Regions from separate parts of the Homo sapiens genome. Here regions 1 and 3 are each linked to region 2. Evidence: read pairs that join two places in POLR2A ChIA-PET (ENCODE). Cell type or tissue: A673. All regions are shown on one strand.

Evidence for each region. Peaks named below come from ENCODE experiments on the same cell type or tissue, not always from the same donor. Only the 100,000 strongest peaks of a DNase experiment are listed, where the experiment ranks them.
Region 1: POLR2A ChIA-PET joins it to region 2 with 10 read pairs; 2 of 35 experiments call an interaction of 5 or more read pairs at or near these places.
Region 3: POLR2A ChIA-PET joins it to region 2 with 20 read pairs; 2 of 35 experiments call an interaction of 5 or more read pairs at or near these places.

What each region holds. Positions count from the first base shown.
Region 1 is chr13:45,328,888-45,331,387 of GRCh38, forward strand. No RefSeq gene overlaps it. Among named protein-coding and RNA genes, the nearest start is that of SNORA31B, 6.3 kb to the right of the region's middle. RefSeq lists an enhancer at 1,265-1,765. In A673, no CTCF peak of the experiment used is centred here; DNase peaks (open chromatin) are centred at 1,034 and 2,439; H3K27ac peaks cover 2,500 bases.
Region 2 is chr13:45,780,561-45,783,060 of GRCh38, forward strand. It overlaps SIAH3 (siah E3 ubiquitin protein ligase family member 3), which reads right to left. Exons shown (of 2, transcript NM_198849.3): 2 at 1-2,500. Among named protein-coding and RNA genes, the nearest start is that of SIAH3, 70 kb to the right of the region's middle. In A673, no CTCF peak of the experiment used is centred here; DNase peaks (open chromatin) are centred at 1,261 and 1,931; H3K4me3 peaks cover 864 bases; H3K27ac peaks cover 2,493 bases.
Region 3 is chr13:46,063,975-46,066,474 of GRCh38, forward strand. It overlaps CPB2 (carboxypeptidase B2), which reads right to left. Exons shown (of 11, transcript NM_001872.5): 8 at 674-767. The region is part of intron 1 of CPB2-AS1 (CPB2 antisense RNA 1); the gene reads left to right. Among named protein-coding and RNA genes, the nearest start is that of CPB2-AS1, 12 kb to the left of the region's middle. In A673, no CTCF peak of the experiment used is centred here; no DNase peak of the experiment used is centred here.

The DNA.
Region 1 (2,500 bases), 450 kb before region 2:
TGGAGATACTGAGGCTTAGAGAGGTTAAGATGCTGGAGTTCTCACAGCAAGTGGTTGGGCTTTTATTAGAACCCAGATTTCAAAATACCACCACTGCATAGTACTAATTCCACATGCCTTCTTCCAAAATGGAAAGAATGCCTTTTTTTCTTGTAAGTCTGCCAAATTGATGCAGACGCTTATCTTTTATTTGTTTTAGCCGAGCTAAAATAGAATGAAAAAAAAAAAAAAGAAAAGAAAAAGGAATTAGGAAGGAACATGTCTAAAGTACACATCGGATGCTGAGACATCTGGTATGCAAAGTGAGAAAAAGGTATCACAGTGTAAGTTCCTGCGTGTGAGTCCAAAATCCAACTGCACCAGTGTGTGGATGGGGCAGACCTGGTTTCAGCAGCAAGCATGAAGACAAGTTTTAGCTGGCAGAAATTCAAGACAAGTCTCCTGTCTGATATTACCCAAAAGAAGCAAATGTCAGTTTAGGCTGCATTAAAATATTATTGCGTTGGCTGGGCGCAGTGGCTCACACCTGTAATCCCAGCACTTTGGGAGGCTGAGGGCAAGGAACATGAGGTCAGGATATCAAGACCATCCTGGCTAACATGGTAAAACCCCGTCTCCACTAAAAATACAAAAAATTAGCCGGGCGTGGTGGCAGGCGCCTGTAGTCCCAGCTACTCAGGAGGCTGAGGCAGGAGAATGGCGTGAACCTGGGAGGGGGAGCTTGCAGTGAGCCCAGATCACGCCACTGCACTCCAGCCTGGGCGACACAGCGAGATTCCGTCTCAAAAAAAAAAAAAACAAAACAAAATTATTGCATTAACATACAATGTGGAAAACGAGGCCAAGCCATACCTGGGGAACTGCAGGGCCTTCACGCACTGTGGTTAAGAGGGACGGAAGTCAAGGGTGCTGAGCACTGGACAGGCGCATTAGATTCCTTTCCACTCTGGCGCTTTATATGTTGCTTTAGCAAGAGGGCAGTAACCACAAGCCAGCTGCCTGAGCTGTTTTCCTTTATCTCATGAGCTCATTTCCTTCCCATGCTTCCTGCTACAATAGTGGTTCCTCAATCCCCAGCAGGGAGCTGAAATCCCAGAAGGGTTTTTAAAATGCTGGATATTCTGGCTGGGCACGGTGGCTCATGCCTGTAATCCCAGCACTTTGGGAGGCTGAGGCGGGCAGATCACTTGAGGCCAGGAGTTCAAGACCAGCCTGGGCAACACGGCGAAACCGTGTCTACTAAAAATACAAAAATTAGCCAGGCGTGGTGGTGGGCACCTGTAATCCCAGCTACTCAGGAGACTGAGGCGGGAGAATCGCTCAAACCCAGGAGGCAGAGGTTGTAGTGAGCCAAGATTGCACCACTGCACTCCAGCCTGGGTGACAGAGTGAGACTCTCCCTCAAAAAACAAACAAAAAACCCGAAATATTAAATGCTGAATATTCTGTTTCAATAGGTGTGGTGTAGGCTCAGCACAGTGGCTGGCGCCTGTAATCATAACACTTTGGGAGGCTGAGTTGGGAGGATCTCTTGAGCATAGGAGTTTGAGACTACGGGGAATTATGATCACAGCACTTCACTTCAGCCTGGGCAACACAGTGAGACCCTGTCTCAAAGAAAGAAAGAAAGAAATTACTCTCATTCGAGAGGTACCCTCCATATACCCAGGGAAAATAAATATCCTCATCTCTGAAGACACAGAAACACAGAGAAGAATCTGAACAAACAGGCCTTGCTAAGTTCCCCCCAGTTTACCATTAGATCATCCGCTTTGTCCAATACTTTTGCACAACTGTTCACTCTTCATTAAACCAAAACAGAAAAATACACAAGCTCACCTGTTTCTTTGGGTCCTCATTTCCTTACAAAGGCTCCCATGTCACAGAAAACATTTAAAAAATATGTACGCTGGCTGGGCATGGTGGCTCACACCTGTAATCCCAGACTTTGGGAGGCTGAGGCAGGCAGATCACGAGGTCAAGAGATAAAGACCGTCCTGGCCAACATGGTGAAACCTGTCTCTACTGAAAATACAAAAATTAGCTGGGCCTGGTGGTGCGTGCCTGTAGTCCCAGATACTCGGGAGGCTGAGGTGGGAGAATCACTTGAACCCGGGAGGTGGGGGTTGCCATGAGCCGAGATCGTGCCACTGCACTCCAGCCTGGCGACAGAGCAAGACTGTCTCAAAAAATAAAAACAACAAAAAAATGTACGCTTTGCTTTTGTCGATTTGTCTTTTGTTATAAGGGCCTCAGTCATGAACTTAGCAATGGGTGTGGAAAGCAATTTTTCCTCCCCTACATGAAAATCTCTGCTGCTCTGACACTCACACCCAGTCCTCCTCCTCCTCCCTGGTCTATGGAACAGAGCAGAACAGGTTGCACATTACTTAACCAAATTTCAGAAGCTTAGTCACTTTTACTTTTAATAGATACCAGCAGTTGGTGTTACCATCATGCTGATATAATGGCAGTCACCAACGGTACTAACACACAGCCT
Region 2 (2,500 bases):
CCTGGCCTAGTTCTTAAAGCAGAGATGCTTCTAAAAGCAAATCTACTCCAGTCTTTCTCTCCCTGCTCCCTCAACTATCCCAGGACAAAGACTCAGTTGATTCTCAGGTCCTCAGTCCACTGGTAAGCTGGCAAGACTGCTGAATATTTCGGATCAGTCTTACTTCAAGAACACCAAGTTTGCAGTCAGTTGATCTGGGTTTTGGTTGTGGTCTAACCACCTGATGTGTGACCTTGAAAAGATCACTTCATGTCTTAGAACCTCTATTCTGTTAGTATATTGAGGATACTAATGAGGATTAACCTGAGACTCAAATCAAAGAGCCCTTCAGGAACTGTGAAGCTCAAATACAAACTGCTGGTACCATTTCCTATTCCCAATTCTTGGTTGTTAGTTTGCTCCTTCTTCTCCAGTTCTTCACATATGGATATGGAGAGGCCTTTTGGGGAGCACCATAGATGGAAGATAATAATACATTTCCCATGCTTTGTCCTAAAGCTTTCTAGGAACAAAAATATAAGCTCCCATCTGGGATCACTTATTCATAATACAGTCTTGTGTGCAGTGAAAATAACCTGAAGTCATTCCCAGTGTGGCTCAGGTAACTTGGCACAACCAGAAGGCAAAGGTGATGTCTGCAGGAGCCCTAAGGCCCTGTGAATGTTAGTTATATTCTTAGTGAGGTTTTTGTTTGTTGATCTGGAGCACCTGTGATGCTACACAAATGCTTTCAAAGTGGTTGAGTCTCAAAAACCAGGAGAGGACCTGTGGCTTCTAAAGGCATAAGACTTACAGCCAAGGGGGTCTTAGGTTCTGGGAAGGGGATTGGGGATGCAGTGAGGAGGAAGACAGCCAGTCTTTCCACGCACAGACGGACCAGCCTCAGGTGTTCTTGGGCATCTGTGTGATTGGAGGAGGGTGGCTGGTGCCCTGGCAGGGCATCTGAGAGCTCAAAGAATGCGCAGGCCCCAATCCTTTTTTGCGACTGCAGCATCTGACATGTGCCTCCATCTGTGGCAATGTTTTTTGCCCCTCTCAGGGCTCTGACGGAATGCAGTCTCAGCCCCAGGGGCCCAGCGATTACTGTGTGACCAGAGCAGCCTCTGTTATTAAATCTTGTATCGACTGGCACCTCCCTTCTGGTGCGTGGGGGTGTAAGTTGGCACCAAAAGTGGCTGGAGAATTAACCCAGTTGTTGGGGGAAGGGTGTTGTGTTTCAGGATCAGTTATTTTTGGTGGAGAAAAAATTGCAGATGGCCAGCCAGGGCAACCTGCCTGAGACTAAGTAGTCACTTGGATGCCTGCCAGGACCAAGCCGAGGGGGTGAGGTGCAGGAACAGGGCACGGAGAGTAATGTCTGGTTGGCCAAAGGCCCATTTGGCTGTCATGGGAATGTGCTGGGGATGGGGTGCCTGACTTCTGCAGTGTCTGGAGAGCAGCCAGAGGGGGGGGACAAATGCGATAAAAAGGAGCTAGAAGAGGTCCTACTGGGAAGGCTTATAGGTGTCCAACTTAGAACAGAAAAGACAAAGTTGACTAAACATGCTGACTTTCTTCAAATACACGAGAGACTTCTACAAGAAGATGTTGATGAATTGTTCTGACAACCAAATAAGAGAAAGCAGCCTGCGCAGAGGAAATATGGATTTCCGTCACTGTGTCATTCATACTGCAACAGGTGCTGAATACATACTTGAGCCGTGGTCACGTCTGCGTGCTGAATGGGACGGTAGGAGCATTTTAGAAAGTGAGGAAAGGGAAGAGAGCCTCCCAGGTTTGTAAGTGATGACCAGCCCGCCAGGTCAGAGATCCTGGGTGCCACCCTCTGAGTTCTTTGCATTTGATGATGAGTCCTGGTTCTGCTTTTTGCATGATATGAAAGAACTGCACCCTAGGGAGGAACTGATGGATTTTATAACTTGATAATAAAACTCTCTGAGGAGGGAGTGCCCTCTCAGAGATGGGAGATTAATTTTATGTTCTCTTTTTCCTGTTGCTTTTCATCCCCACCCCCCATCTTGCCTATTCTTTTCTACTACTTGCTCAACAGAAGGCAAAGGGGTTTTTAAGAAAGCATCAAAAATCTGAGGACTTTGATTCCAGAGCAGGAGAAGACGGCACAGCCTGGGAACAAGGTGACAAGAGCCCGTCACAGGAAGGTGGGCCTCTGACTACTCTCCTGAGCCCCAGCATCAACCTGAGCACTCAGCACACAATGACACCTCTAGCCCAGTCCCCAGCCCTGCGGTGGAGACACGATCTCCTCATGCCCGGCTAGCTCAGCTTTGACCTTGAGGTTCCTGGGAAGCTGTCAGAGTCATGTCTGGATGGTCTGAAATGTGATCCATCTCTGAGCTGGGCCCCTTCCCCAACCTGCCGACTGCACACGTTCAGATTTAGCTTGCTCTGAAATAGACTGAAAAGAGAAACAAGAAATGATTCTCACACGAAGCCTCCTTTCAACCCCAACAGTCTGCTTGATGGTGTTTTGATCCTTTCA
Region 3 (2,500 bases), 280 kb after region 2:
GTCCAGGCCAGGCACAGTGGCCCACTCCTGTGAGCCACTTTGGGAGGCCGAGGTGGGCGGATCACTTAAGGCCAGGAGTTTGAGACCAGCCTGGCCAACATGGTGAAATCCCATCTGTACTAAAAAAAATACAAAAATTAGCCAGGCACGGTGGCATATGCCTGTAGTCCCAGCTACTTGGGAGGCTGAGGCAGGAGAATCCTTGAACCTAGGAGGCAGAGGCTGCAGTGAGCCAAGATTGTGCCACTGCACTCCAGCCTGGTCAACACAGCAAGACTCTGTCTCAAAAAAAAAAGAGAGGTCCTCCCCCCATCTCAGGTCTTTGATATTCTAATGATGAATGTTTTTGTTTATTAAAATAGGATCTTTAACTGTCACTTCTTTATTATTCCAAGATAATAGATTTTAGAATTTTGAAGCTAGAAGGGATCTTAAAAAACTGATTCAACTTTCTTATTTTAAAGATAGGGAAACAGGAGAGAGGAGAGGCCAAAGTGATTTGCTGACTCTGGCCAACAGTCGCAGCATTACATTTACCTAAGCATTTATCATTTAAATTATTCCCTGATTCAGACAGGCCAGCTCTGTATTTAATTTGAATTCATGGGCCTTTCCCTGTGAACATCACCCTTTCAGTGAAGAGACATTGCAAGAAATAAAGCCAACAACCTACCACACCAGTGTTTGGAAGCAAAGTTCCTATTCAGGTCTGTTCCGATGCAATGATTGTTCGCATAGAAAGAACGGTTCTTTCTCCACATTCGATTCTACATAAACAAAATACAAACAGACAACCTGGGTAGCCACGTTCAAGGCCTGAGGAAAGACATGCATTTGAAAGTCCATGAAGCCAGAATTGCCTTTCTCTCCTTCAATCCCATACCTTGCATGGCTTCATCACATCACTGTTGTTGCAATATTCCTTTGCACGGTCCCTATTGCTATCCGGGTTTCAATCACATCCACTCAGACTATTTTAGTTGAACCAAACATAATGGTAATATTTGATCAATTTTGACTGATACAAATAAAGATTTCCTTTCATTCCACTAGGCTGCTTATTAGCCTTCTTGTTTAGTCTTGTTTCCTTTACATTAATTTTATGCACAGGGTCATTCTGAGCTCCTTCGAAGAAAAGCAAAATAACTTTGTGTCTCAACTGAACGCTGAGTCATAAGTTAAAATGCTCTCTTTAGGTAGAATTCACCACTCCCCTTTCAAAGCTAGAAAAGGTGGAGATGTGAAGACACCTTTAATCTGATGACTTCTTCGATTGTGCTGATTTGACTCTGGTTTTTAAATATAAAGCAAATTCCCTATTGGGTTCTTGGGGTAAACTGGGAAAGTTTGGTCATGTAAAGAGTTGCACAGGCCGGGCGCGGTGGCTCACGCCTGTAATCCCAGCACTTTGGGAGGCCGAGGCGGGCGGATCACGAGGTCAGGAGATCGAGACCATTCTGGCTAACACGGTGAAACCCCATCTCTACTAAAAATACGAAAAAATTAGCCAGGCGTGGTGGCGGGCACCTGTAGTCCCAGCTACTCGGGAGGCTGAGGCAAGAGAATGGCATGAACCTGGGAGGCGGAGCTTGCAGTGAGCCGAGATCTTGCCACTGCACTCCAGCCTGGGCGACAGAGCAAGACTCCGTCTCAAAAAAAAAAAAAAAAAAAAAAAAGAGTTGCACATACTTCATTTAAGTTCTGAGTTTGGGATGATGTAGCACCCTTTTCTCCTACTCTCACCAACCCTCCGCCAAGCCTTCCAGCCTGTTACCACTCCCAGGCCTGTGGTTCCGTGGCAACAATAGGCCCTGGGGATATCAAGTTCTCAAACTGTGGGAATTAATAATAGGGTAATGATACAAAGAACAGTTGGGAAGCTGGAAATCTAAAGGGTGACTGAATTCCACTGTGATTCAGGTTAAGGTGTAAATATACTTTATTACCAGTTTACAGATATGACCATTCATTGGACACCAAATTTGTGTTAGGCATTATGCTAGGTAATTCTCATTTACTTAGTTTGGCATTTGCCCACCTCCACCTACAAAATTTTCAGTTACAGTATTCCTCTCACCAGAGATGACTTTTTCCTCAATCTCCTGTGCCATTTCCATATCTTCTGCATAAATTACCTCCTACATGAAATAATTCATGTGTAATTCCATGTTTCCAATCACACCAACTAATCTTATTCCTCTTAGTATTTATATGTGCTACTCAAGTAGGTTTTTCTAAATTTATATATACCTAGTTATGTTTCTATGTGCCCCTCTTTAAATTAGAAAGCAGAGTATTTCATATTGCTTGAGTAATTTTACATGAATCACAATGTTGAGTAACCAGAAAATACAGACAGAAGAGCATGTTAAACTACAAGATGGTAATGCAATTAGCAAATCCTGATAATGGGAAACTCTTTTCTTTGACAAATAAATTGCAAGGAAAAAAAGAAGAGAGAGAAAGAGCAAAAGATGGAATGTGAGTTCATGGATTAAAA